2 separate regions of the Mus musculus genome follow, and region 2 is linked to region 1. The links are chromatin loops, found by intact Hi-C in ENCODE. Cell type or tissue: heart. All regions are shown on one strand.

Evidence for each region. Peaks named below come from ENCODE experiments on the same cell type or tissue, not always from the same donor. Only the 100,000 strongest peaks of a DNase experiment are listed, where the experiment ranks them.
Region 2: a loop joins it to region 1, with 2.8 times the contacts of the local background. A loop is called at or near these places in 4 of 42 quality-filtered maps.

Annotation. Positions count from the first base shown.
Region 1 is chr16:57,640,325-57,642,824 of GRCm38, reverse strand. All of the region lies in intron 2 of Col8a1 (collagen, type VIII, alpha 1), which reads left to right. Among named protein-coding and RNA genes, the nearest start is that of Gm51269, 31 kb to the right of the region's middle. In heart, no CTCF peak of the experiment used is centred here; a DNase peak (open chromatin) is centred at 1,304.
Region 2 is chr16:57,851,019-57,853,518 of GRCm38, reverse strand. No RefSeq gene overlaps it. Among named protein-coding and RNA genes, the nearest start is that of Gm24039, 32 kb to the left of the region's middle. In heart, a CTCF peak has its summit at 1,493 (motif pointing right); no DNase peak of the experiment used is centred here.

The DNA.
Region 1 (2,500 bases):
ATTTTTAACTTTGTGGGGTTTATGACCTAAGATGCTTTGAGAGGAGCCTAATTTTTATCACCTTACTTTATTAAGCTAGTTCAATTTATCTACAGAGGACCACTTCCACCACAACTACACTGCGCTCACCGACTGGCAAGGACTGTTTCATGGGACGCCTTTGCCAATGCTTGTATTTACGTGGGCACTCGGATCCAAACCTGGATCTGCTGTAAGACCAACAAGTACTCTTAATGGCTGAGCCACGTCTCCAGCCCATTCACTTGCCACTCCTACTTCAAAATCAATATTTACTGAATGACTTCGTAAGAATTTTAAGGTCACATGATTGTAGGAGAACATAATTCACAGACTTATTTTATTTTATTTTATTTTATTTTATTTTATTTTATTTTGAGAAAGGGTCTCACTGTAGAGTCCTGACCTAACAGTTGCTGTTAGACCAAGCTGAGCTTATACTCACCAGAGCTCTGCCTGCTCCTGCCTCCTGAGTCCTAGGATTAAATACCACGTCTGGCCTTCACAGCCACATTTTAGGGAATTCTCAATGACCTTCAGTTTTGTATTCGACCTTTGAATGCCCTTTAACGCATTATGCGCTGAGCTTTGTTTCTTATTTGGGGTCTTCCTTCAGTGTCTCATGCAATACTGCTTTATCTCTCAAGGAAAAAAATTATAAAGAGGTTTTTATAAATTCTATCCCCAACTATAAGACTGGAGATTGAAAAGCAACCTGAAGTATGAGGATATATTTAACTTTCCAAAACAAAAACCTTAATCATCTCCATTGTAAGTCCATTTACCTGTGAAGGGTGTAAATTTTCTTCACCAGAAAACATCAGAATTAGAAAAGACCTTGAATTCTACTAACCACCATCATCATTCTGCAAGCAAAGGAAGTGATGCTCTGGCTGGATGGGTGACTGAGTCAGACCTACAGCTTCGGGGCTCTGTGCTCTGAAGACAATCGGGACTTTCATTCGCAGAAAGGGAGAAATTCCACTTTAGAATGCACTCTTTCAAGGTTTCTCTCAAGTGTTTTGTAAGCTGTTTAGCAGCTGACAATATTCCAGTTAGGGAAACAAAGGGAGCTAATTACAGGCTTCAAATATGTGAGCTATTATTTTAAGAGAAAATATTCTCCAGATGTTTCCCACCTCCTTTGAGAATGGAAAGAGGAAATGAGCTTAAAGCCCAGCAGAAGCGATTCCGATTAGATACTAGGAAATCTATGAAGTGCTGTAATTGGTTACTCAGAGTATTGTGACATCTCCTCTAGAGACCTGTTGGAATGCGCTGCCTGGCCACTCATTTCAGGGGGGTTATGTGTGTGGCCCATTTTAGTGGCAAAATATAATGGACTTCTCAACTCCCGTATGTCCCACCGGTCATGTTAGGTTGTAGGTGGATTCTTAATTATAATAGGATCTGGGGTTGTAAGTGAAGCACACAACCGGAGCTTAGTTTTCATCGGTTCTGAAATATGTAGAAGGAAAGATGAATTAAAATCATGAAATGTTTGTTGGGTGATCTTGCCCAATATACTCATTGGATTGATTGGCCAGGATCTGATGAGGTCATTTTCTTTGGGTTCTGTTAAGGATAGTCACATCCCCAGTGGCTTCACGAACGATATCACGAATACCTCATCTTAAGAACAAAGAGTATCAAACTCAATTCAAGATCCTATTTTATAATGTACAAGTTCTCAACCAACAAGTTGGGTTGGTTGTGTGGAGGACAAAATTGAGAAGAGTGGGGATGTAATTTGATAGACCTGTGCCTCACAAAATAAGATGGGGGTATGGTGCTCCTAGAAGCAACCAACAGGAGTTTTAATTTTCTATCTTGAAATATAACAAAGACAAATATACAGTTCTGAATTTCAGAAAGGCAACCCATCATATAAGTTCAGGATGGGAAGATAGCAATGGAAAGACAGTTCTGCAGATGCTGGCATGGTTATGCTTGCCTGTAATACCAGCACTAGGGAGGGGGGAGGTGAAGACAGTAGGATCAGAAGTTCAAAGGCATCCTCTGCAAGTTCAAAGCCAGCCTAGACTACACGATCCTCTGGACCTAACAAATTAATTAATTATGAACTTACTAACAATTAATATCAAAATGTTTATAACTTCTCCAGTTCCAATTTTCTCATTTATGATCAATTTTATTCAGAGCTAATCAGGGCACAGCATTGAAAGATTCCCCAATGATAATGCATCCCCACAGAAGGATTCAATTTTCAGATTTCAATGTATAAAAGAGAAAGGGTGTGACTTACAATATATGTCCTGTATGTGTATGTATGTGTGTATATATGTGTGTATATATATATATATGTATATATATATACACACATATACATATATATGTTAAATGTATACCTATAATGCATATACACATACATATATACAGGGTACAATATTTATCCTGTAATAAACAACTACATATTAATTTTTCATCCATGTTGCTGCAACCAGGGAATATCTTGTTCAGT
Region 2 (2,500 bases), 210 kb before region 1:
GCATAGGAGAGTGTCAATTGCTAGAAAATAAAAGCCGAATCAGGTATGGGTTCTGTACAGTGAATGACATCTTCATTTCTCAGGACAGGGCATGTGACAACAGCTATGTCCTAATAAAAGCAAGATGTCTTCAGAAATTAGCAAGAAACTCCTTTTAGGCAAAGTTTTTAGCTCATTTTTCCAGAACCCAAGCTGAGACTTTGCATAACCTGGAAGTAAACATGCCTGCTGCCAGAACTTGAGAAATACCAAACTTGTACAGAAGTGTTTGTCCCTAACCCTGCATCCCAACACCTGGGCCTGCTTCAGATATCCCCTTCCTTCCTTGTTGGACCATTATTCCCAGTCTGAATGGTAGGTGGGAAGTACTTATATTACAGTCTCAAGTCCAGAAAATATTCAGAACTGAGACAATGGTTAATTCAAAGGCAACATCTGTGAGAAATATGATTGTGAACTAAGAAAGCAAGTTGTCTATCAGGAGACGAGTGATTCATGACTTTTTCTGGCAAAGGCTCGGACAGATGGAGTCGTACACACATGCTATTTTTTCCCACTAGGATTTTTGCCTAACTTTTATAACTGATTGCAGACCTAAGTGGATATGCATTAAGAGCTAAAACAAATGTAATGAACTTCCTGATCAAAGCACCATTGAATCTCTTCCCTCATGATATTTCCCACTCTGGCTTCTTCCTTTCAGTAGACACCTCAGGAAAGTTCTTGACTCAAATGTTTGTGAAGATGCAAATCTTGTGACGCCCTCCCCTCCTGGCGGAGATCTCAGCATTGACAGAATATAGGGGAAAGAAATTTCTCTCATCTACTTCCCTGTAGTTGGTAGAACAGGGGCGTGTAGGTATTAGTCTTGTTTTGATCAAATGGAGTGTGGCTAGTGAGAAGGCATTATATACACAAGAATTACAACTGTAAGTCTCATTATCTACTTTTTAATGTGCAGAAAATAAGACCTTAACAAGTGAAAATCGCTCTCCATTTTTCATTGTGGGGAGTTAGTCTAATTGTTCTATTTAATTAGCAATATTTGTCAATCCTTTACCATGCTTAATTTGTAAACCAATTTCTAGCACTAGTATGTAGGAAAGAAGTATTTGTATGAATTAGTATTGTATGGAGTTTAAAGCACTCATTGGTGGTGGGATTCACTGGTGGTGGTGGTGGTGGTGGGGATTGGGATGTCTTGGAATGTCTCCTCTGTAGATAAGGAGCAACTGCTATAAATGAAAGTCAAGAGATACAAGATGTTGGCAGCTTTTAAAGAAGGAGTGATTGGGGACACTCTGGCATGGCATTTAAATAGAATCCTAATGAAGTAAAAGTTCAAGTGACAGGCATCATGGAAGAGCTTTCCAAGCCAACAAAACAGTGTGTACAGAGTCTGGGAAGCTGTAAGGAGCTGAGCGTGTTTGTGTGTGGCTGGGATAAATTAAGGCGAGTGTGGAGGTCAGAAGAGCCACTAGAGGGCTTTGAACACAGGAGTAATGTGCCCTTGCTTGGGTGTTTCAAAAGATTCTTGTTACTGCTAAGTAAAGAATGGACAGCAAAGTGGAGAGTGGGGAAAAGCCAGCCAGGGAAGCAACTAAGGAAACATCTCTCTAAAGCAGGGTTGAAGCAAAAGGTTTTCCCAGCTTGTTCTTCAGTGTACAACTTACCACAAGAAGAGTCACAGGTACAAGGCTGCTGCCTCTTAGGTGCTTGCTGTATGAATAGATGTCTGAAGGGTGACACAAAGGAGAAAGCCCACTGAAGATTGAACTAGGATAATGACATTAGAGACTAGCAGAAAGGTTTCAACTAGGGGGACATTTTAAAAGTGAGAAATAACAAGTGCAAGATTAAATGAGATTCTTTAGAAATGAATACCTCAGTAAATGCTGTAAGCATCCTGGCAGAAAATCGGGACTTCTGTAATTCAGGGAGCAGCTGATTGCAAGAGGAGGATCAGAGGTCTTGTCTGGATCATGTTACATGTAAGCCATACATTTGTCTTTCAAATGGAATTTGGGCAAGTAATTGATACCTGTGTCTGGAATTCAAGGAAGTGAAGCTCGAAGATACAAATGGACAGTGTTCAAAACATATATACACAATCAAATCGCCTCCCAAAATTAATTGTGCTGGAGAACTGATGAGGTCCAAGAAACCTTGGATTATCTCAGTGAAATGACCAATGGAAGATGAAGAACCAACAATGTTTTTTATCCAACAGCAACAACAAAGGAAAGCAGAGGAGACTAAAAAGAACACCAGAAACTATGGTGTCTGGAATACAAGTGTTGAAAAAAAATTTCAAAATGACCTAAGAGGTCAACATGACCACTGAGAACCAACCACAGAATTCTAAAACACCAAGGTCATGGTGACACTAACAAGCACTTCAGTGGTGAGGACAGCTAACCCCTCTTTAGAATGACTCCAAGAAGAAATAAAAATAATAATAGAGACCACAAAAATGGGCAATCTTTCCAGAAAATTTGTT